5 separate regions of the Homo sapiens genome follow, and all the other regions are linked to region 1. The links are chromatin loops, found by intact Hi-C in ENCODE. Cell type or tissue: PC-9. All regions are shown on one strand.

Region 1 (5,000 bases):
CATTTTTAAATTTTAAACGGTGATTTGTTTAACTTCTTCATTGGAGGAGACAATGCAGGAAATGATCTCACAGATTTAAATAACTGTAATGATAGCATAGTTTCTAATCTAGGGTAAGGAAGTTTCATTTTCTCTTAACAAAAAACAATTGTTCTGTTGATAGTAAATTTAACAGGCCTGGAATTACTAAAACTAAGAGTGCTGATGGAAATAACCTTTTATGGGATTCAATCGGTGATCTCTGAATTGATAGTTAATATGTCAGTGCAATTTGGAATAGTGTCTCCTTTGGATATTGGTATTGTTTTAAAATTATCTGAGGATCCTCAGTTCAGACTTGACCAGCATAGACCACCATGACTGAAAGCTGTCAAATGTATGTAGCAGGGTGAAACATGATCATTTCAGGGTGCCTTGGCTGATTTTGAACTATCCTTTTGTAAAATTAGTGAAACATTTTTGGTTTCTGAGTTAATATTAAGTATTAATACATTCTTTCTTCTTTGGCAAATAGGAATATGTCTCATCTTATCTTTTAGGTTTTTTTTTCTGTTTCTCAAAGTTTTTCTTTATTGTTCATTTTCCAAAAAAATGCATAATGAAACCTTATGAAATAAAGCAGTTTCTAAATTTCATTTTTTATTTCACATTTTATGTCAGGAATTAATGGCTGAATGTTGATTGGGAACTTTACAATATTTATGAGTGGGATGATGGAGGTACACGTGTACTTCCTCAAAATTGCTTTAGCAATGATCAACTAGAGGGCACCAGTGAACATTTCCATTTAGGTTCTTTAAACTAGGCCACATACTGTTGACACATATGCACAGGAGAGAAACGTGAATGCTTTGTGAAATCTTAGTACTAAAAATATGTTGCACCTGTATTTGTAGCAGTGTTATCATTCTTGAGGAAAGTGATGTAGAACCTACCAGGACAGGAAGAGAAATGTCATTTTGTTAACTACTTGTTCACTGGAGAGCTGCCCTCCAGAGTAAAGCCCTAAACATGTTTTGTCAAAAGTTAGAACAGTGTTGTTAACAGGTTTTTTGCCATTTGTGTGGGCAAGATAGTTAATAACATTAAGCACTGAGATAAATTCTATCATAGATAAATTTCTATGGCTAATAATTAACTGGGTAACAATGGAAACCTGTCCACAATTAGGAAAGGATTTGTAATAAGACTAACAAATAGGGTGTTGCAAGTCGGAAGTGTTCAAGTTCTGAGGCAGAATTTTGGGTTCTGTCATAGCCAGTTGCCTTCATTGTTCATTGTGTCAGCACATTTGCTTAAGGCAAACTGGAAAGGGAACATTTTTAGATATTTAAATATAAAAATGTGCGAAAATCCAGCATTTTCTGATATGAAAGTTCTGTGAACGACCTGCTTGCAGGGTAGCTATGCATATGTTTGAGTGGGAGGAAAAGAGAACAGATGATTTGAAAACTATTAAAATGGTTATACATATAAAAAGTTATTTCCCTCCTCATAAAATTTAAAAAAACCAGAATTTGTCTTAGTTAACATCTTACTTGTCATTTGCTCAATTAAAATACTTGCACATAACATTTCATTGATTCATCCATTCACTCACTCATTTGTCAAACAATAATAATGCCTACTTTGTATAAGATACCATATTTAGTAGGTATATGTAATACATGTGGTAATTATTTCTGTAAAGGATCAAACCAATTCATGAAAAAGATAACTGCAAATACAGTGGGCAAAATGTCAGGATTTTTGGTGAAATTTGTAATTAAGCTTTACTTAAAAGCATGTTTTATAAAGATATAGATGCAGAAAGCAATTTGTGTTGTTTTCCTAAAGTTTATTTGGAAAGCAAGTAAGGCTGTATTTCTTTGGACTGATTAAATATTACTGCTTGGGGACTACGAGTTAAAGAAGAGAAATCATTATTTGAAGGAGAAAGTGAATAAAATAGAAGATTAGGCGGCATTTTATAAGATAGTTGGTGGTACTGTTTACGGCTTATAAAGTTGTGTTAAAATTTACTAAACAGCTTGTTATTGTGGGAGCTTATTTAAAACAGCTTTCTGTGGTTATGTCTGTTGAGGAAGCTTAAACTTCAACTCTCCAGCCACTTAACTGCAGCACGTTGACTTCAGGTCTCTTGTAAGAAAGTCTAAATGTAGGCTGTTGAATAATCCCTTTGAGGGCCCTGTAACTATTTTTATGCCTGGATATGCGTCATCAGTGGGTATTTTCTCTGGTGACTCGCTTCCATCAGGTCTCCTACCATACATTCTATCAGTGAGTGACTTATGATTGATGGGAACCACGGCTTGTTGTTTAGCTTTATCTGTGACCTCAGCGAATGGACAACAGGAATTTCCAGGCTGTTAAATTCCCTGAATGCTTGAAGACAGGGGCTCACGGTGTTGCTCAAGGCAGGTAGCAGAGTGATATTATTCTCCAGCGATGATGGGGGAGGGACGAGAGAAGAAAGGGGAGGGAGAAGGAGGGGAAGGGAGGGGGAATTCCTTTTGTGAACAGCAGCAATTCTGGCTCAGTTTGTTTCTTAGCCCTCCTCCATGGCTGTGTGTGGGGAAAGGTGCATTTCCTGGACCTAAAGAAGCTGGCAGTCAGAACCTTGCCATGGGCTGCGCAGAGTAACTCCATGGGGTTGACTGGAGAAGGCACTGAGTTTTCTTCAATTAGTTAAGATTTTGTTTTCCAAATCAGTTAGATTGGTCCATGAGCAACTGGACTATTACAATCCTGTATAAAAACAGAGATTTTGAATTTAAAGGTGTGCCAGCATTCCTAGTGCTATGTAGGAATTTAGTGTCGTTTTTAATCTCTATATGCTTGGGTATCTATCTGGAGGTGATTTTGAAAGTTAACGTGCACCTCTTATCAGCATGCTTTGAGGAGCAGAGCAGTGCATTTGTGTATGTGTGTGAAAATGCATTATAACTGAATGCACAAAAATGTTTTCTCATTGTCTTGCTTTTTCCCCACCTCTTTCTTACACACGTGTGAATAAGGTTCCTGAACTGGATGTAGTGAGATTTAGTCACTAGCATCAGCAGCTACATTTGCTTTTGGATAACGGTGTCCATCTCCCAAACTTTTTTGCTAGTCTGTCTTCCTAACTCCTCCTTTTCTTTCTCTTCCTCTTCTTTCTCTTCCTGTCTCTATCCTTACCCTATGCTACTTTGTTTGCAAAAGTAATTCTTGAGCTTTTGCTGAGTTAAGGAGACAAGGTTCTCTTCTGATGTGAATGAAACGACATCATTCTAGGTGTGAATGAAACGACACTGGTTTGTCGATGTTTGTTTAGTCTACCTTTTCAGCGATTATTTTGTTCTTTTTTTTTTAAATGACAATTAGGCAAAATTAAAACACTCCTTTTAGTGTAATAGGATTACATCATTCACACATTTAGGCAAAATTGATTTTCTGATCTTCTAAGGCTATTTTTTTAAAGACACTTATTGATTTGGCTTACCAAGTTTTATTCCTTTTTTTTTTCCAGAACAAAGGCATATTCCCTTAATGTAAGAGATCACCAAGGCTGCTTGTCACTGTAATTAATTTCTTAATGGTTTCCCTCCTAGGAACCAAATTATGAGATGCATTCCAAGATCCAGTACCCTCAAACAGATATTGTGTGTAGGATAAAAAAGCCCTAGTGGAAAAAGAGATTTTAAAACTTTTATCTGTTTTACAATTCTGTTAAGTGGGCATGAACATTCATAATTATTTTTATAGCCTCATTTCAAATCAGCTAACCTAATGGTAAAAATGTTTCACCCATCAAGTCATATTATTTCAATTTTAGACATTTAAAATTCAAGGGATTAAAGGAGAAAGAAAAATGACTGTCACTATAAATGTTACCTACAAAAAAGAAAAACCTTCCTTTTGAAAACTTGCTTCTTGAGTAGCAGAATGACTCATGACAAGAAATTTATAATTTGAAATTTGCAAAAGATAAAGCTCAGAGCTCTGTGAGTTTTGAGTTATTAGTAGTTGAATGAATTAAGCCTTCACAATGCATCTAATTAGAAAGAAATTATTAAAATATTGGTGAGATCCATTGTTTATGTCGATTTCATTGTACTTTTCCTGAGGAGCTGCTGGAGACTAGCTTTACTTTCATAAGCATCACACTATATGAAAAAGTTTCATTTGAGGGTTAGTTCAGATGCTACTGTTCTTTGCCCTACGTTGTAAGGGATGTTATTAGAAGCTATAAAATTCTTCTCCCTTTCTTTAAAATGTATTTGCACTTTTATGTGTAGGAGTGTGAGGGCAGAAGTAAACATGTAGGAGGGTTATGTATTCTTCATTAAAAATATATTTCACAAAAGATTATAGTTTGTGTGGGAAGGAAATAGCTGCTTGTCTGTTGATTGCACTGTGCTTATTCCATATAAGAACTATTTGAATTGAGTCAGGATAACCTCATTTTGATAATCTGATGACTGCTTCTGCTTGGAGAAGAGAATATAATTTCAAGGCTGCGTGCTGATGGGCAACAGTAATTGTTCTCTTTTTGGCAGAGCTTAGCATGGAATCTGCTTTGGTATTTTTGTAACTACATATGCAAATCTTTTCTCCCAAAGCTTTTCCCCCCTTTCTCTCTCCATGTGCAGAGCTTTTTGTAATCTTCAGGACTGTGAAATTCCAAAGGTGTGATATCGAATGCTATCCGTGTATGATGATGTGTAAACCTAAGTTAGAGCAAAATCTTGGCTTGAAGTGAAGTCTTTTTGTTCAAGCAGATCCTGTACTGTAAGCAGATTTCCCTGTATACTTGGTTTCTATGGAGACACTTTTATTACTTATAGATGATCAGACTATTTGAATGTAGTATGGGTGGTTAGTTTATCAGCTTTGGTCAGTGCAGGTGATGGAGTTTCCTGGTTAATATGTGGTCCTTTCACTAAGCTTCCTATTGTGTTGCAGGGTTTAGGAGAGTGAAGCTAACACCAAAAACCAACCTAAAACATTGAGGTAATGTG
Region 2 (5,000 bases), 320 kb after region 1:
TAGTTCCACTGACCAAGAGTCCTCTCACTGGGCTGTACTGAATAAATACCCTTCAACAAAGTCCTGTGTGCTATGCAGGTTATCTGCTGGTGATAAATTTTATTTTCTTTATGAACTCAAAATTTCATAGAATCATGAGCAAAGACATATTCAACAATTTGATTTGATTTATACAAAGAAAGTAAAAACCTCCCAAAAAACAAAGCACAAAAACCCATCTTTTCATAAACTTCTTCAAGAGCACCTCTACTGTATTTAGTGATAGATACATGAATCTAAATCAGGTATCTAAGGATAAAATAATGATGTGGGAAGAGATTGAAATGATGCTGGGAACAGAGAAATTTACAGGGAGGAATAATTTGGTTGGAATCTACAAGAATGGAAAGAGGTGCTCTCTAGACTCCCCTATACACATAGTGCAATGCTGACCTGCATATCCACTGATGTGATATTTCTCATGATACCAGTGCCTTATGATCAGGAAGGGATATTTCCGGCATGGTCGTTTCAATAGTAGAGATGGATTTGAGTTAATGTATCATCCATACCCTCTTGCTTGGTCCCCCTTGTGGCTTTTGAATAGGATTTCTGAACAGCTAGGACACAGTCTGTGGTCATGGAGCAGTATTAGGCTAACAAGTGTTCAAAGTCTTGTTTTTGGCCTCCAAGGTGAGGAGATGTATCCGGCTGAGAAAAAGGCCATATAAATAAAATAGGTTTATTTTATTTATGGGGCAGAGGCTCTCAAACTTCAATGTGCATCACTGCCCCGAAGAGGGTGTTTAAAATGCACATGTCTAGATGACTGCTAGAGATTTAGAAAGTTAGATATTGGGTGCAGAACTTTGCATTTTTAACCAGTAATCCAAGTGATACTGAAGCAGGTGGTCCTCCTTAAATTCAGTCTAGAAGTTTAGCTGACTTTTGCCTCTCCTCCTTGGCTCAGGTCCCTTTGAATTAGGCCCATTTACAGTTTTTAATCTGTTTTATTTTGATGAAGCCAGTTTTAGATCACAATTTACTTCTAGAATGCTCTTACTGTTATTCAAAATAGTATCATTTGGCAAAGTGCAAATGATTTTGAGAAGAAGGAACATAAAGAGCTTTTGAAAAGAAAGCCAGATAATAAGATGGCCTATTAAGAAGCAAGAATAGATTCAACTTTGAAGCTACAGAGCATTTCAGCAAATGGTCTCAGTGAGGAAATGATTAATGGAGATTTGGGGAGCCAAGGGAAACGAAGAGAGCCTTGTACTCCTGTCAATAGTTGGATCAGGAATGTTTGTTCTGCGAGAAGACCTTGTGACACAGGGAGAGCCAGGTGACTGGGAGTTTAGTGTTCACCTCACAGACTTTTATTCACTTATGTAGAAACCATTCCAGCTGAATTCTAGTTTCCAAGGCTGTGGAGAACATCCAGGAAAAAAAGTTGCCTGGATTTATAGGAAGTCAAAAACCTTGGAGTCAGCGTGGGTATTTGGATCTTAGGTTAAAACAGCTGAGAGATCAATTTGTGTTCCCCATTATTAGGAAACCCAGGGTGGTTAATCGTTTAATACGGGTCCTAGCGGGAGATGGGCTTAGCAAGCACACGGAGTCTGGTGGATAAATTGGAAAGAGCAACTTACAGGTACAGAGGTATAACCCGTCTCTCTCCACAATGATCATTTTCATAAAAATAGGACAAAACAAACAAACAAACAAAACACACATCCATGGAAAGTTGACCTATTATGCAAAATGTCCAAGAGGCATAATGACTAGCAGCAACGGCAACAGAAAATGTTCTGGTATCTGTTCTCACTATAGTTGAATTCAGACAGTCACGATAGGGAGTGAGGACTAATACTTAATAATGAAATTAAGAAAAACATGACTGAGGCAGGCAGTCTAAGCCAGGGGTTGGTCACATCTGGAAAGAGGAAAATTTCCCTTTTTGGGACTAGGGCCAAGGCTGCCAGTGTCTCTAGGCTGCCCTCTCGTGTTCATTTCTAGCACTGCATGATCTTTTCCAGACCTCTCTCGCAGAGTTCTTCTAGGCCTTGGAAAACAAGACTTCTCTACATCCCATTGCCTTCCTGCCCTGCTCTCTTCTGTTAAATCTGACAAGCCAGTGGTTTTCAAATACTTTTAACCGTGGACTCCTTTCTTCAAACAGCTGTTCATGCAGAAGCCCAGTCCATACAACAGAAGAGAGAGAAGTAGAGCTGCTTAGCATGGGGTGGGGGTGGGGCCTGCAGACACATGCATTTGGCCGCCGCCTAGAGGCTGTCCCAGGGAGCACAGTTGCGCCACCTCTGTCATCAAGTCCCTGTACCCCTGGACTCATGTTAGTCATCTTACGGGATATATTTGCATTTAAACAAAGCCATCTGGAAAAGGATACACGTTCATCAGAACTCTTTAAGTTGGAATTGATAGAAACGTAACTCCAGCTAATTAAAGCAAAAATGAGAATCTTTTGCTTAGGAATTTTGAAGATGCAAAGGTGGGATCTGAGATAGGACCAGATGCAGATGCTCAGAGGATGTAAATGGGCAATTGTGTCTTTTTCCTTATCTCAGGTCTTTGTTATAATTTGTATATTCGTAGACTTTATCTCCTATAAGGTCTCCCAACAAAGCTGGGAAAGATGCCCTCCAGGTCTGTTATGGTAGACATAGCCGGACTCTCAAAAAAAAGACAGAACATCTTTTCCTCTTTGGTAGAATCTTTGTCCTTCCTTCATGGCCCCTCCCAACCCATCTAAAAGGACACCAGATGTCTCTGGTGAGGACCTGGGTCCATCACAGCATCAGGTACTGAGCTATGTGTTTACTCCCAGAGGACTGAGTCCCACTGGGAATGAGCGCATTGGCAATGCTTCCTATTGCAGAAAATTCAACTTTCTTTTCCTTTTCCTTTTTTTTTTGACAGGGACTTGCTCTGTCGCCCAGGCTGGAGTGCAGTGGTGTGATCTCGGCTCACTGGAGCCTCCACCTCCAGGGTTCAAGCGATGCTCCTGCCTCAGACTCCTGAGTAGCTGGGACTACAGGCGCCTGCCACCATGCCCAGCTAATTTTTGTATTTTTAGTAGAGACGGGGTTGCGCCAGGTTGGCCATGCTGTCTCGTACTCCTGACCTCAAGTGATCAGCCTGCTTTGGCCTCCCAAAATGCTGGGATTACAGGTGTGAGCCACAGCGCTGGGCCTTTTTTTTTTTTTTCTCCTTTTTTCTTAAAGAAAGAGATCATTTAAAGTGAAAGCCAAGTGGGGATTCAGGTTCCAGAGGCCCACACCATCATTAAAGCGGCAACTGTGTTTCTCCGCTGTTGGTTCTGCCTTACTCCTCCTGTCTGCTTTGTCCTGTATACCAAAAATAAAATTCTAAGTTCCCCCAACCATCTGAATGGACTTCGTCCTCAGCCAAGGCACTCTTAAAATTTAACCTGCAAGACTAGCTCAGGCCATGATGGGAAGTAGGGGTGGTCATGCCTCGTTATACCTCTCTGGCATTAATATCAACATGGAATTCAAGTGTGATAAGAGTCATTTTACAACTTATTCTTTCTGAAGCCTACTACCTGAAGGCTTCCTTTGCAGATAAGAACTCTGGTCTCCACAATCCTTTATCTTAACCCAGACACTCATTTCTACTGATCCCAGATCTTTAGATAAATAAACGTATTGTCAATCAGAAAAAATTTAAATCTACCTATAAACTGGAAACTCCCCACTTTTTAAAATCGACTTACAAGCTGGAAAGCTCCACCCCCACTTTGGCCTTTCTGGACCAAACCAATGTATTTCTTAAATGTATTTGATTGATGTCTCATGCCTCCCTAAAACCAAGCTGCACCCAGACCACCTTGGCCACATGTTCTCAGGACCTCCTGAGGCCTGTGTCATGGGACATGGTCACTTATATTTGGCTCAGAATAAATCTCTTCAAGTATTTTACAACACAAAAATATTTGTTGTCAACAGTCTGCAGACTAACTTCACCCAAGCTAGTGAGATGGCTGCGGGGAACTCCTAGAGCCATGTGTGCTCTTACTCATGTTATCTAGTAAGAGACCTGGACATTCCCCTGACTAGATCAACTTAGCGAATGTGCACAGCCCTCAGTCCATCACTGCTGCTGGGGACTGGGAGGTGACCGACTGACTCACCTTCATGAGGTTCTGCTCCTGTGGCCAGGGATGGCTCAAGGAATAGGACACTTCGAGTTTGAGAATTAAGGGGTCATGGGAAATGGACACCCTGCCCCCCACTTCAGTGAGGGAAGTCAACTCCCCATAAGGAATTGTATCGATCAGTATTTCACCAGAAAAGCAGAATTACCAGGATATAGAAATCCAAGAGGATAGATTTTCTGATTCTTATTTTGTGAATAAGGAAACCAAGCTTAAAGGACTTGAGTAATTTATCCAAGGTTGCACGGGCACTTCCACTGCAGAACCCACTCCTAAGTCCCCTCATCATGTGCCCTTCTGTGTATCTTCTTTATTTTATTTTATTTTATTTTATTTTATTTTATCTTTTATTTTATTTTATTTTTTCAGGCAGGGTCTTGCTCTGTCACCTAGGCTGGAGTGCAGTGGCCCAATCATGGCTCACTGATTCCTCGACCTCCCAGGCTCAAGCAATCCTTTTATCTCAGCCTCCCGAATAACTGGGACTACAGGCATGTGCCACTACACCTGGCTTACTTTTTTGTATTCTTTTGTAGAGGGGGGGTTTCACCATGTTGCCAAGGCTGATCTTGAACTCCTGGGCTCAAGCCATCTGCCTGCCTAGTCTTCTCAAAGTGCTGGGATTACAGGTGTGAGCCACCATACCTGGCCCTGTACACATTCTTAATCAAGCCCGCCATTCTCCAAATGTCCTGACAGAAATGAAGTCTTGAGCTCCCTGTAGAGGAGATCATTGTAGGCACATTTTTGCATGTGTTGTGTCAATTTTGAGGAATATCCATAAGCCTAGAAAGCCTTGGGAGCCTTGGCCAGTTTTTGAATG
Region 3 (5,000 bases), 410 kb after region 1:
CTAAAAGCCAAGTGTAAGCTAGCATATCAACTTAAAATAACCATAAGCTCATGCAAGGTGAGCTCACACTTATGTGCAGGCTTGTTTCCACAGGCCTGCACGAGATGCTCACAAGACACAAGGCAACAGAAATATCCTGTCAAGGATTTTGAAGACTGTGTTGTACAGGTTACAAAAGCAACATAAAATACCAAACTCCACATAACTATTGACTACATTGACACAGCCCGCCATACTTTTGTGCAGACAGAAATGTGGTAACCATTGTTACCACAGTAACAACCAGTAATGGTAACTGGTACCTATTACTACGTGTAAATACTATTTACCTCAGTTTTCATCATTCTTCTACACATAATATTAGACATTCAGTAAAAAATACCAGATATATAAAGTTAAAAATAGGAGAAAATGACCCACTTTCAATAGATGAATCAACTATAGAACAAGACTTAGAGATGCTTCAGATATTGGAACTATTGAACAGAATTTTTAAAATAACTAGAATTGGCTTCTGGGTATAATGGAAAAAAGATTCCACAGGATGACTTACTCTGAAGAAAACAACTATAAAACTTAAACAATTTAAAAAGCAACTACCTGAAGGTACTGGAGAATAAACAGAAATGAAGAAATGCTAATGGGAGTGCATGCTTACTTGATAGATCAGAGGTTGATAAACTTTTTCTATAAAGGGCCAGATAAAAGGCTTTGCAACTATGCAACTATTCAACTTGGCCACTGTGACACCAGAACAGTCATGGTTAATACGTAAATGAATAAGCATGGCTGTTTTCCAATAAAACTTTATATATAAAAACAACATGGTGGGCCAGTTTGGCCTACAGGTCAAACATTTCCAACCCCTATGCTAAAGAATAAGGTTTACTTTATTGTTGATACTTTAGACAGGGTGGTCAGAGAAGACCTGTCTGATGAGAAATATTTTAGCTGAGACTTTAGGAAATGACAGTGTGTTCTGGGAAAGGGAAAAAAGTACACACAAGAGTTCTAAAGACTGGAAAAGTTTTGGGCTATTCCAGGAACTGTCAGAAGGCCAGTGCAGCTGGAATATGGTCATCGAGTGCCAAATAAAGTCAGAGAGTGGACAAGGAAGATCATGCAGTGGCTGTAGGTCAGTGTGAGGAATGTGAATTTTCTTGGAAGTGCAAGAGAGAGTCATTGAAAGGTTTAAAAGTGCAGCGATGAGATCTGACATATCTTTTAAAGGTCATTCAGTCTGTTGTGTGGAGGATGGATTGAAAGGTGGAGGACCGATGAGGAACCCAGCCTGGAGATATTTGCAGGAATCCTGTGAAAGAAAACAGAAACTTTTACTTGGTGTTCATACACTGCTATTATTTGCCCTATGAGGTCTTCTCATTCCTAGGAAGTAATGTTATTAACCAAAATTAAAATTTAGAAACCAAAGTAACTTGTCAAAAGTGTTGGAGCTCTGTTGCAAACCCAGGAAGACTAATTCTAAGGCCCATCTTAGACACCCTCCCATAGTCCTTTGACCTTAAGTTGCCCTTCCCATCACTGCTGATGGCCATGTGGTTGAACGGTTTTCCAGAGCTCTTTGGCCCAATACACCATGGTGCAGCATAAGCCATACCACCTCTGGCTTTTGGCACTTACTACAGCCAAAAGTCTGTTGCCTAAATGCAGGGGAGCCACAGCGTTCTCCACAGGCAACCTTCTCATTTCTGAGAGCATGTGCCAGAGGATGTTCACAGCGGAAACCTGGCTGAGTGTGTTTAAGGGCCCTGTAAAGCATGAAGATAATGTCATTATTCAGAGGCATCGTGTTGAAAAATATTGAAAATGCTTTAAAAGTCAGTTTCTCTTTGTTCTTAACAATTGACTATTCCAGTTTGTCATCATCTTCAGGATTTAGTTTTTTTTTGGTTGTTGTTGCTTTTGTTTTTTACCAAACAGTAATCACTTTTGAGGGTATTGCTATCTCACAATTAATTCAATGAACTTGAGGGATAATGAATATTCAGAGCTGAAAGGTGTTTACAAGATCACCCAGTCTGATAGTTTACAAACTGTGCTCTGAGGAAACCTAAGATTCTAGGGGAGAAAGGAGGAAACTCAAGAGGAAAACGTCTCTTTCAACTCTAGCATTTTCCTTTATTATTTTAGGTTTTGAACTTCTGAATAAGAGTCTTAAAAAGAAAAAAAGGAAAAAACATTCCCTTGGTAAAAATGCTTGAACTTACCTAGTCCAATGCCTTACTTTTTACATAAAAGTAATTAAATAATTTGCTTAAGATCCCACAAAGGGGTCAGTGATGGGGCAAGGACTGGCATTCTTAATCCCTGAATTTGTGATTTCGAGAATCAGTGTGGTACCACGGATAGAGAAAATATTGGTCAACAGACTTGGAGCTAATCATTACCAGTGTGTTTGGGCAAGTCACTTTGCCTTTTTAAAGTATCTTCATTTATAAGAGAATTTTGTTGTATTTTGTTTTCCTTCCTTCCTTTTGCTATAATATTTTCTCTCAGAAATGTGACTTTCAATGAATGAGGAGCAGTGAGATGAAATTTTAAAAGACAAGACTGGGACAATTCTCTCTTCTTAATTGTGCTTGCAAGTTTAGTTTAGCACCCTCCATTAGAGCAGCTTTTGTCTCTTTTATTAACTAATGCAACCCAGAAGACCCTTGCACTTAGTAGCAGATCCGTTAATATTTGTTTAGTAGCTAGGTCTACCAAGCTCCAAAAAATTGAATAAGCCATTTTGTTCTAAGGGATGCGCCACTGTTATTAATGCTGTACTGCCATCTTCTGGTCACATGAATAATTACAGTTGCATCCGTGAAAATGAAATCCTTCAGGAACTTGTTCCTTTTTTGTTTTTATATTGCAGTAATAGCATTTAGAGAAAAAAAATTGTGGGAATATCTTATTGTTGTTATAAGCAAATTTTAAAGGTGATCTTTTTAGAGTAGGAAACGTTTACATTTTCTGTGCAAAATGACAAAAGAAATATGTACCCTCACCTGAGAAAGCCAAGCAAGCCAGGGAGAAGAAAGGCTGGAAGCTAAGGAACAGAGGCACCGGGAGGTAAAAGGAACCAAACCCCGGCGCTGGGCGCCGCCCTGCGGACACTCCGGTCCTCAGCTAGAGGGAAGGGGAGACGGCTGGGCCTATGGCGAGGTGGAAATCCTTCCTCAGAGAACTTATGAACTGTGAGCTTGTGAGAGTCCAGAAACCCTGGGAAAATGCCAGGTCCACTAGCTATAGGCCTGGTTCTTCAAAAGCAAGATTTCCCTCACCATATTTTAAAATAAACCCTTGTGGGCCTTTTTTTTTTTCTTAGAAGCCAAGATACGTTGCTACAAAGTGAGATTTTCCTCTGGGCTACAATTGTGTCCTATAAAATATGGATTGTTCTAGAGAAACTCTAAGGCAATAACTTCGAAAACCATTACATCTGATAAGCATTTCTGCTTTCCTGTTCAAAAAGTGTCCTCCCAGCTGGGCGTAGTGGCTCACGCTTGTAATCCCAGCACTTTGGGAGGCCGAGGCGGGAGGATCACGAGGTCAAGAGATCGAGACCATCCTGGCCAACGTGGTGAAACCCCGTCTCTACTAAAAATACAAAAATTAGCCGGGCGTGGTGGCGCACACCTGTAGTCCCAGCTACTCGGGAGGCTGAGAGACAGGAGAATCGCTTGAACCCGGGAGGCAGAGTTTGCAGTGAGCCGAGATTGCACCACTGCACTCCAGCCTGGCGACAAAATGAGACTCCGTCTCAAAAAAAAAAAAAAAGTGTCCTCCCAACACCCCCCATCTAAGATAAAGTACCTGTGAAGAGGAGACCTTATATAACCCATCAGCAGATGTGATTAAAGACTTTAAGATGGGGGATCATCCTAGATGTGATTTAGGAGAGACCCATGTAATCGCAAGGATCCTTAGAAGAAGGGGCAGGCAGACCAAAATCAGAGACCTGCAATGTGACACTTGCAATGGAAATAGACTGGAATGATGTGGTCACCAGTCAAGGAATCTTGGCCACAGCTTCCAGGAGCTGGAAGTGGCCAAGGATGGATTCACACCTGGAGCCTCTAGAAGGACCAGCCATGTGGATGTCTTTATTTTAGACCTATGAGACTTCTTTCAAACTTCCGACTTTCAGAACTTTAGGAGAATAAATTTGTGCTGTTCTAAGTCGTCAGTTTTGTGGTAATTTGTTATGGTGGCAATAGAAAATGAATTGAGTCTTTAATCAATAAGGGTTGTTTTAACATAATCACCATGCTATTATCACACATCACAAAATTAATAATGCCTTAATACCATCAAATATCATATCCAAAGCTCCTTGATATTATGGTTCTAATCACCTTGTATTGTCATTACCTGCTTTCACCACTAGACCATGACATTATTAAGGTGTGGGGTTGATTCTATTCCGCAGTGGATCCCCTGCAGTGCCCAGATCATTGCATATAGTAGATGCTTAAAAAACCAGGGTAAATTGAAATGAATCACATCAATGATAGCTTCAGCGTGAAGTTTCTGAAAATTCAACTTCACTGTTATGACTACATATGTTAAGTCAATATAACGACAAAGTCATGAAGCTTTTCCTTTATGTTTTCTTCTAGGAGTTTTAAAAATTCATGTCTTATGTTTTAAGCCTTTAATCTATTTTTAGTTAATTTTTATGTATGGTTTAAGATAAGGGTTTAATTTCAGTTGATTGCATGTGGATATCCAGTTTTCCAATTTCCATTTGTTGAAGAGACTATCCTTCTCCTGTTGTATGTTCTTGGAATGCTTGTGAAGATCAGCTGACCATGGTGTGTGGGTGTATTTCTGGGTTCTCTATTCTGTTTTGTTCATCTGTATGTCCGTCTTTATGTCAGTACCATAATGTTTTGATTACTCTAGATTTGTATTTTGAAATCAGGAAATGTGATGCCTCCAGTTTTGTCCTTTCTCAAGATTGATTTGGCTATTCATGGTCTTTTATGGCT
Region 4 (5,000 bases), 130 kb after region 1:
TCAGCCTCCCGAGAAGCTGGGACTACAGGCGTGTATCACCACACCTGGCTAATTTTTGTATTTATTGGTAGAGGCAGGGTTTCACCATGTTGGCCAGGCTGGTCTCGAACTCCTGAACTCAAGTGATCTGCCTGCCTCGGCCTCCCAAAGTGCTAGGATTACAGACATGAGCCACTGCGCCTGGCCTCAAAAACTCCTTTTTTTAATAAACTCTACCTTGCCCATCATGAGGGGACATGTGAAACTGGTCAGGGCCAGGGAGAGGAGAGAATGACACACTCGGCATGTTTATAAATCAAAGACATGAGCCTGTCTGCTTTTCTTGCCATTACTACTATCAAGTGCACTTGCTCAGTGGAAGCGTGGGCCCAAGGAGAACGGGAAATCAGGAGAGCTAAGTGAGAATGTGCAGAGATTTCTATGATATGCCTTCATTATAAGTGAAGATAACAGTAACCACCATGGATTACATTTAAGCAGTAGGTTTAATACAAATTCATATAAAAGCACCTGTCCTGCCTAATTCCACGGCTCAGTAGACTGTGATGTCTCTTTCAGTTTGTGTAGGATTTTAAAAAATGAATAAAGCATGCACTTAGCATAGACAGAGGCATGATACCTTTGGAATCTGTCTGCCTTGAATGTGTTTTGATTTCCTGGTTTCTACTCTTTGTTGTACTCCCTTGCTCCGGATCTCTGTGTCAAGTGCATCAGCACCATCCTTCACAGCCAGAGGAGACACTGCCAGCTCCCAGCTCTGTTTTATCACTGCCCTGGCAGCCAATTTTCTCCCTCTCATCACCTTCCACCACCCTGAATCCTGAGCTCAGCCTGTCATTTTTTCACTTTAGGAAAGCTGCTGCATTCCTGTCCCCATCCCCAGCACCATCTTTTCACAAGTCTGGTACCAACTTCATCTTGATGAAGCAATTCCTGCAGAAACATATATAGCAATTGGGATGTTGTTTACCAAGCTAACAAATTAGCAAGCTAATAAGAAAAAGAGATACATTTCCACAGGTTTTGGTGCCTTAGCAAAAGTAGGAAAGAGGGATCTTCTGCAGTTTATGCCATTGCAGCATGAATAGAGAACTGTAAATCTCCTGGATCATGGGATACCAAGTCTGGGATGACACATGCTTTCTCTGGTATACACGCAGTGATGCTGGCAGAGTGTGTTAGATGAGCCTCTCCCTGCCATCCCTGCAGCTTGTGTTCTAGCATTGGCCAGGTGGATTGAGAGTGTGGCATTTGTGAAACAGTGGTGCATGTTCAGTCAACTGCAAACATGCGATTCTTCAGTCAGAAAAAGTAAGCCTTTATCGCAAACATGCTGTGGTTGTAAAAATTTATAGCAACCCACAGTCAAGTTAGGCAAAGGAATTGGAAGAGTGGACTAAGGGAGTTCATCTGATTTTTAGATACATGCCCAGAAAGTTAGAGAGAGATGAGTTTTAGTAGTCACTGAGTTTGTACAAGTTTTTTTGATGTGTTTTTGTTTTGTTTCATTTTTTTTTAAATATCTGATCATGGGTATTATTATTATTTTGAGATGGAGTCTCGCTCTGTCGCCAGGCTGGAGTGCAGTGGCACGACCTTGGCTTACTGCAACCTCCACCTCCTGGGTTCAAGCAATTCTCTGCTTCAGCCTCCCAAGCAGCTGGGCCTATAGGCACGTGCCACCACACCCAGCTAATTTTTGTATTTTTAGTAGAAACATGGTTTCACCATGTTGGCCAGGATGGTCTCGATTTCTTGACCTCATGATCCGCCTGCCTCGGCCTCCCAAAGTGCTGGGATTACAGGTGTGAGCCATCGCACCTGGCTGATCATGGTTATATTTCATAGTGTTATTAAACTTTATCATTTATGATGCTTTTGGCCTGTTACCCAGTTTAATTCTCTTTAGAGGATGTATAGCCTGCTGCATTGTTCACATGGTATGAGGGAACAGATCTGGGAATCCTCCCTGATGTAGGGACAGTTCGTCCCAAGCACTGCCCACTTTATGCTTTCTCACACCACAGGACACTGACTGTGGTGTGAAGGGACCTTACAGCCCAGTCATATTCTGCCTGCGTTTGGAGTAATGGTGATCATAGCCAACACAGGTTGGGAAGAAATGAATGAATTCAAATGCAGATTGTGTTAAGTGTATGTGCATATATATGTATGCACACATATACACATATGTACAAATGTACCTACACAGACATCTATATATACATCTATATACCAGTTCTATTACCCCACTCATCTCTTCAACAGTGTGGCAGTAAGGAGCTCTAGACACAAATGATGAGAAGGAGGTAGAAGTGCTCCAGTGCCCCTGTTAGTTTTAATTTTAAGACAGATGGATGGACGGATAGATAGATAGATAGATAGATAGATAGATAGATAGATAGATAAGGTATCTTTTATCCATTTATTCAGTATCTACTGAATTTTTGAGGGTCTACTACGCATGGTTCGAGGTTGAGGATGAAATAATATTATGGCTGTGGCCTTATCTTTTTTTTTTTGATAAATAAATTTCCTTTTCCATTTTAAAGCTTTTGTAGATAGGTAGCAGGAAGAGAAACAAAGGTGTGTCCAGGCCCTCAGTATGTAGTGTAGATGAAGATTGTGTCTAGGGAAACAGTCAACATTCATTCCTATCCCTTGTTATCTGTGTGATCTTGGGCGAGTCACTTAACCTCTTGACCACAGTTTTTTAATTTGTTTCTGGCAGCCAGGGAGGTGGCCCATGCAGATTTTTGTTCCTGAAAGAACGTGCCATTCAGCTGTAAGGAATGTAGTGGGCAGACAAGCCTCCTGCTGGCATGTCAGCACCTTCAGGACAGGACTGTTTTGAAGCCAAAGCCATGCTCTCCCTGCAGCCCCAGCCAGTGACTGAGCACAAATGGGTCACTTCTCCTTCTCTGCTCCCTGCTGCCCCCAAGGAGGCTCTTGCTCTTCTACCTCCCTCTCATCATTTGCATCTAGAGGTCCCTACTGCCATACTGTTGAAGAGATGCGTAGGGTAATAGATCTGGTACATGGCGTATAGATGTGTATATAGATATCTGTGTATGTACATTTGTACATATGTGTATATGTGTCTATACATACATATGCACTTAACATAATCTACATTTGAATTCACTATTTGTTTTTCCACGACAAAATTTTCTTACTGAGATTTAAGTAAGATGGAAGTTTGTCCACCACATTTATAAGGCCCAAATTACAAAACAATAGGATTGCAAATGGAGTAAAAACCAAAGTAGAGAAAACTTATTGGGAGTTTCTTTGGAGGATGAAGAAGGGGTGAATGAGAGGAGAGAGGATGTGTAGAAATGCCTGGTGGGGCTTGGAGCAGTGGAAGTGGCCACATGGTAGAAATTCTACTTGTACACGTAGCTCTGTGGTTAAAATCAGTGAAGGGCTGAATTTGAAACTTTCATTAGTAGCACTAATAAGATTTTATTGGATTTAGAACATGCTGAGTATTATTGTAGTTTTAGAGGACAATTCATGACTCCATTTGTCAGCCTGGATTTGGGGATCTCAAGTCAGTTTACGTAATAGGACATCTCTCTCTCTCTCTGACTTCTGTTCCACTTCCTTGGTTTCCCCACAGATCCACATTCTGACTGGTTGTATGCAATGGAGGTCATGGAATAGCAGCCAGAAGTAAAACAGAAAAATAACCAAGCTCGGTTTTATTTTAAACTTTGAATCTGTGATTGCTGTGATTAAAAGAAAACGTACTTGATTATCTTCAAAGATCGTTACTGTAGGCATTACAGGTCTTCCTCCCAAACTGGTGTTTGATGAAGGAGACGTGCCTTTTCCAAACCTGATTAAATACAAGGGGGATTTTGTCTATGTGCAGAATTTAAATGATTCTCATACCGTAAAATTCCCACCTTTCCCAGCTTATGAGGTCGTGGTAACGATAGTGTTAATGATTGCACCGTTTCACTCACACTTTCAGGAGAATCCATGTTTCCAGCTTGCATATGATATATCACAGAGAAGGGTAAGGGCTAAGCATCTTAGAGAGTAGCAGAAATCATAATCTAGATAGAACTGGATGAATCTTTAATGCTGCAGAGCATACCTTGAGTTTTAGAACTGAAACTCTTGAAATAGAACAGTTTCTTTGGCTCTATCCTGGACTACTACCATACTGTATGGGTTTATATCTATCTATCTATCTTTGGTTCTCAAAAAATAGAAAAATAAATGAAGTCCTTTTTAGATGACAATCCATTAAAGAATGAATCACATTAATTAAAATATGATAATATTAAAACCTGATAATCTGACAATCTAAGTTGTATTTCACTACAGAAACAGTATAGAAAATAAATTCTCCATTTTCAGGACTAGGACTATGAAATCTGAAATTCTGGCTGAACATTTTAAGCATCCTTAATTCATTGATTGCCAAGAAGATATTGAGGTGGAAATGATAATATGAACAAAAGAATTAAGATGCAGTCATCTTTGGTTCACAGTATAGAGTCGAATATAAGTTGTTAACTGTCTGAAATAATGTTAACTACTTCTATGATGGATAGTTTCCTTTAAAAAATTATTATTGATGTAAGACTTAAATGGACTTGGTTTGTTATTGGATGGAGAAGCTGGCCTTCTGCATTGAGTATCTCTTAGCAGGAATGCATTCCTTTAGACCAATGTCTTACACATTGGAGGAACCAGTTTGTGGATCCTCACCACTGTTTTGTCATCTGTTCTGTGGAAAACTTTTTAAAAAAGCCAATTTTCAGACTTGTCATTCCAATTATATACTCATCAACACTTAAGAAAAATATTAAAAATCTGTCCAGTATAGCAACAGATGGTAATCTTTTTATTTCCTTTTGAATTAAAAAAAATATTATTAATGTTTATTAGTGTTTTTTGCTCAGTAAACTTTTTTTTTTTGCCAATTATCCATTAATTTCTTTTCATTATCTCTTGTGAAAAAAACAGAGCTGAAATGTGTCTCT
Region 5 (5,000 bases), 540 kb before region 1:
CTGTAACTCAGCAGTTCTCATCCCGGACTGCCCGTTAGAATCACCTGGAGGCTTCTGTGCCTGACTCTGCTCAGTCCCTGCCCCAGACCATCTGAATCAGAAGGCAGGGGGCCAACAGTGCTGTGTTTCCAGAGAGTTCCAACTGGTTCTCCTGAGCAGCAATGGTTGAGAACCACTGCTCTCATCCCACGTAAGAGGAGAGGGCTCTGAGTGTGCGAGTGGAGTGGAGGGGGACCTCTGGGGAGCTCCAGCACTTAACACAGCAGGAAGCAGGGGGCAGCTGTGACGGGACTGGCTGGCAGTGGTTAGGATGGTAAAATGCTGAGAAGCCAAGGGAGGCAAGAGCGGTCAGACAGAGCAGGTGTGGCCAGTTGCCTCCAGGACTGCAGAGTTGAGGAATCTGAAAGGAGGCAAGTGTTTTGGTCAGTAGGGACCTGGGGATTTCTGAGAGGGCAGACTCAGTGAAGTGCTGGGAACTCAAGCCAGTGAAGATGAGGCCACTGAGGAGTGAAGGCAGGAGCAGGGTGTCAGCCTTTGACGGGACAGGGTGGATGGAAGGTTATTTGTTATGGCGAAGGTTTATGCAGGTGTCGGAGGCCCAGGCAAGGGCAGACTGAAGACACAGGAGAATGGGAGGTTCGTTCTGAACAGCATCTCACAGTAGCTGGTCCTCCTGTCCTCTGTGCCTATGCTTTCTGGCTCCTTCCTTCCAGATGCTCATTGTGTCACTTCATGCACTTCAGAAGGGTGCTTGGTTTTAAGTCCAAACTCTTCTGACAAGCTTTCAAAGCCGTACATATTTTTACCCCAATTTTTTGTCTTTCTTTCCTTATGCTTCCTTAATAGTCTCCTCCTCTGTCAGCTGATTTCCTCACACACAACCCAGGCTTCTTCTTGCCCTTTCCCTGAAATGCTCTGCTTAGCCTCTTTAAATATTCTCTATCTCTAAGGCAAGTTCAAGTTTCATGTTCTTCAGGTAATATTTCATATAACACTCCTTACTGTTAGCACAATTTCTTATTTATTCTTTCACATGTTATGATTTCTTTTCCCCAGTTAGATGCTAAAGATAGAACAAGCTGTATTTTATTTTTTAAAATCCTCTGTAGCAAGGGTTGATAAACTTTTTCTGCAAAGGGTTAACTAGTAAATATTTCACCCTTTGTGAGCCGCTTACATCTCTGTCACCTAGTCTTTTTTTTTCTTTAACAAAGCTTTTAAGATATAAAAACCATTCTTAGCTCACAGTTCTCAGCTATGGAACAGATTTGGTCCACCAAGTATAATTTGCCAACCCTAGCTCTATAGCATGGAATGCTTAATGGACCACTAGTAAATAGGAGCAGATAAAAATAACTAATGCTTAATGAGCACTTATGATGTGCCTGGTATTTAACAGGTATTATCTCACTTAATCCTCACAAAATCCCCTGAAGTAAGTGCTATTATTGCCAGCATTGTATAAATAAGGCATGGAGAGTTTAAGTGCCTAACCCAAGATCACAAAGCTGGTAACTTCTATAATAGTTAATGGATGAATAACAGTTGATTGGGAGTGATGCCTAATAACAGTTGATTGGGAGTAATGAAAAAGATGATATATCAAACATCTTTTGGAAGTGTACCTCCTTACCCATGTTACTAATATCCCCAAAGTTTATTAACATCTGAAATCTGTTTACATAATCATGTATATATATGTTGTTTTTATGGGATACAGCACACATTTTCATAGGCCTATGTTTATTCTCAACTTTCTCATTCCATCAGTGTATCCCTGGATATCGGGCTGAGGAAGCAGTGGAAATGTTAAAGACCTTCTACAAACAAGAAAATCCAAATGGTCAGTTTTCTGTTGTGGATAATGTCCTTCCCTTAAATCCATACAAAGAGAATCTGCTATGAGCTTACCTCTTCATTTTCTTTTTCTTTTCTATTCTTTTCACAGCACCAAAATCGAAAGTTCGGAAAAAGGAATGTCAGAAATCTTGAACATGTTCTGATGAAAGAACCAAGTGACCCAAAGTGACCTGGACAAGATTCATAGACTGAAAGCTGTTGACATCGTTGAATCATATGTTTATATATTGTTTTTAATCTGCAGGAAAATGGTGTCTCTCATCATTTGCTCTGTTAAGGGAACAAATTAGCACTTTTTAGAAGTCTGACAATTGTAAACAGTTATTAGCTTTTCCAGAAGCTGATTCCCATTTTAAGATGGGGGAAAATTAAGGTTTGAGGTTTTAGAAATTAGCAAGTAGTGCATACCCTTCTAGCCACAAGTGCCCAGTCCAGGCAAGTGCTGACTTCTTAGAGAATGTGTGGCCAGACCCAGGGACCTGGAGTGTGTTTGGACTGCAGTTTGCCACCCTGAGAACACCTTCTCCAGGACTGGCATTTCAGAATCAGATTCTTCATTTTTTGCAGCTACGATGTTCTTCCAGGGCACTGGGGGCTGTGACTTCTCTCTAAATTGTATATAAGTTGTGTATATAGAGACCATAATTATATGGTCCTTAGAAAAGACTTTGCTTTTATAAAGCATTTAGAAAAAATGCATACTTTTAAAACAAGTGCTTGAGTTGTCACTTAAAAATTATAGCATATTGCTATAATAAAACCTTATTTATGTCTTATTTGAAGATGAATAGTCTTAAAAGATAAAGACATAAATGGGACAATTGTTATTGAGCAAAAAACCAAATTATCCCACCCTCATGGAGCTTATATTCTAGCAAGGGGAGATGGATATGATAGATTACACAGTTTATTGGAGGACAATAAGAGTTATGGCAAAAAGCAAAAGGAACACAGGGTAAAGGGGATAGGTGCCATTTGGTGGTGAGAATGCTGACTGAAAAATAGAATGATCAATTTAATCTGAAACAAATGGTTATTTCTTTTATAATCCATATAATAAATTTAAAATCTAAAATGTAAAATTTTGAACACAACACTGGAAAGGGTATCCACAGCAGGAAGTCCCCAGTTCACCTCCATGACTACAGGGCAGCTTTGCACAGCCCTCTGGGCGCACTGTGTGCCTCTGCCCAGAAGGGGGCCTCGCCGTTCCACCAGAAGCTCAGCTCCAGGCCCTGGAGGGGCTGCTGCTCCTCAGTTGCATTTCTTCAGTAGATTCATTTCCTTGATGCAAAGCATCTGTATTTGTTGGTTCTGTCATTTGAGCGATGTCTCTGACTTGTTTGTTTTGAATTACATTACAGGCTGGAATGTAATTGTGGTGAAAGTATTTTTATATTGCTGAGAGTAGCAGCTAATCACAGTTACATGCTTCAGAGGACTTATAATTGCTTGGTTTTGTGTGTGTGTGTGTGTGTGTGTGTGTGTGTGTGTGTGTTTAACTGCATTTGAAAAGTTTTATGGAGAATATGCATGATTTTAAATCTGTGATAATGTTACATGCACCTTCAATTTCATCCACTTTAAAAATTATCTTCTCATTGAATTTTAGTGCTTCTACTAGTTTGTTCCTTTTTGCAGTTGGTCGTAATTCATTTCTGGCTTCTTATGCTTTCCTGCAAGCAGATTTCATTGCATTTATTGTGTTCATATCATTTTCTTGGGGATTATTTGTAGGACAACCAACCTGGAGTTTTGCCTCTCTAGAGTACCACCCAGTAAGTCTGGCTGAGCATCTTATGTCCAGTAGGTTCTTGGTAAACATTTGCTAAATGAAATTACTGATTGAAATTTGGGGAAAAGTGAATAAGAAGACTATCTAGGACAAAAAGCCAAAGCCGAAAATAGTATATGAGCATTCTAGCCCAGAGACTGTCGCTACTAAAAGAATGAAGGAAATAATAAAGTGATAGACAGGGAAGGATAGAAAAGACTTAACAATATACATATGTTCCGTCTTTGCTGTTTTGGAGAATGATGGATAAGTAGTGTTTCCTGATTCTGAAGCATAGCTGAACAATTTAATTGTGGTTTACCATCTTTTTGGTTCCCTCTTCAGTAATTAACCTATCGAAAATCTGTCCTAAATGTTTGGACTGGGGCACAGTTCCCTCCATCGCTTTGGGAGAAAATCATTAATATGGCATACTGCAGATTGGAGGGCAGGACCACTGAGGGTGTCATAGACATTAGCTCTATGGAATTCTGCTAGCAATTTCCAAGTGACAGTGAGGAATTATGGATATATGTTGAGGTCATTCAGCTTCCTGAGTACCACATTCCCCAGCTACTTAGACACGGGTTAAAATATTAAGATGTCCTAGTTCAACAGCTTGAATTCCATTGATTGATACTGATAGTGCCTGTCCAAGACACCAGCTGAAAGACTTGTTTTGTGTACAAAATAGTTCTGAAAGTGGTGAGATACAAAAAGGTTTTAGAATCACTGCCCTGTTGAGAGAAATTAGGGGGAAATGATTACATTTAGAAGCTGCTAGAGTTATCCAGTGTTTGCTGGTCTTTGCAACAAACTGTGGAGAATGGGTGGTATGTAATGCTTTGGTAGGCTTCAATCACTGATAAAAGATCATGTTAAAATATCTTTGTGCTTTCTTGTTACTTGGCACAACCATCTCTTCCTGTGTTGTATTTGGAGTATCATGGAGAGAAAATAGATGGCCAAGAGCTTCAGTGTAGGCAAGAACTCTTAATTTTTCTTTAAACTTTTTACTGGGAAAAGTATATATATATAAAATACACACACACACACACACACACACACACACACACACACACACACAAACACAACACACCATGGCCCTTTACCCCGAAATGCTTCAGTATAGTTATTGACTTAAGTAAATTTAACATTGATATACTTGAATCTATCATTTGTATTACAGTTTTGTCAGCTGACCCAATAATGTCCTGTAAAGAAGTTCTCCCACTACCCTATAATCCCAGGTCCAGTCTAGGGTCCAGCATTACATTTACTTGTCTTGAATCCAGCTTTTTCTTTTTTTTTTTTTTTTTTGAGATAGGTCTCACTCTGTCGTCCAGTGGCATGATCACAGCTCACT

What was found. A loop is a pair of places that touch in the nucleus more often than their neighbours do. Peaks named below come from ENCODE experiments on the same cell type or tissue, not always from the same donor. Only the 100,000 strongest peaks of a DNase experiment are listed, where the experiment ranks them.
Region 2: a loop joins it to region 1, with 10 times the contacts of the local background. A loop is called at or near these places in 5 of 110 quality-filtered maps.
Region 3: it touches region 1 in a loop (13-fold over the local background); 3 of 110 quality-filtered maps call a loop at or near these places.
Region 4: a loop joins it to region 1, with 11 times the contacts of the local background. A loop is called at or near these places in 25 of 110 quality-filtered maps.
Region 5: it touches region 1 in a loop (9-fold over the local background); 5 of 110 quality-filtered maps call a loop at or near these places.

The regions. Positions count from the first base shown.
Region 1 is chr6:142,882,813-142,887,812 of GRCh38, reverse strand. The region is part of intron 1 of HIVEP2 (HIVEP zinc finger 2); the gene reads left to right. Among named protein-coding and RNA genes, the nearest start is that of HIVEP2, 60 kb to the left of the region's middle. RefSeq lists an enhancer at 1,661-2,860. In PC-9, no CTCF peak of the experiment used is centred here; DNase peaks (open chromatin) are centred at 832 and 2,332; H3K4me3 peaks cover 366 bases; H3K27ac peaks cover 2,806 bases.
Region 2 is chr6:142,563,974-142,568,973 of GRCh38, reverse strand. All of the region lies in intron 1 of LOC153910 (a long non-coding RNA gene), which reads left to right. Among named protein-coding and RNA genes, the nearest start is that of ADGRG6, 260 kb to the right of the region's middle. In PC-9, a CTCF peak has its summit at 1,967 (motif pointing left); a DNase peak (open chromatin) is centred at 1,983.
Region 3 is chr6:142,472,718-142,477,717 of GRCh38, reverse strand. No RefSeq gene overlaps it. Among named protein-coding and RNA genes, the nearest start is that of ADGRG6, 170 kb to the right of the region's middle. In PC-9, CTCF peaks have their summits at 2,643 and 2,842 (motif pointing left); DNase peaks (open chromatin) are centred at 2,797 and 3,077; H3K4me3 peaks cover 274 bases.
Region 4 is chr6:142,754,206-142,759,205 of GRCh38, reverse strand. The region is part of intron 9 of HIVEP2 (HIVEP zinc finger 2); the gene reads left to right. Among named protein-coding and RNA genes, the nearest start is that of HIVEP2, 190 kb to the left of the region's middle. In PC-9, no CTCF peak of the experiment used is centred here; a DNase peak (open chromatin) is centred at 2,725; H3K27ac peaks cover 1,253 bases.
Region 5 is chr6:143,425,455-143,430,454 of GRCh38, reverse strand. ADAT2 (adenosine deaminase tRNA specific 2) reads left to right here. Exons shown (of 6, transcript NM_182503.3): 5 at 1,771-1,843; 6 at 1,949-5,000. The coding sequence ends at 1,992. Among named protein-coding and RNA genes, the nearest start is that of ADAT2, 23 kb to the left of the region's middle. RefSeq lists an enhancer at 2,917-2,986. In PC-9, a CTCF peak has its summit at 3,058 (motif pointing right); a DNase peak (open chromatin) is centred at 3,164; H3K27ac peaks cover 291 bases.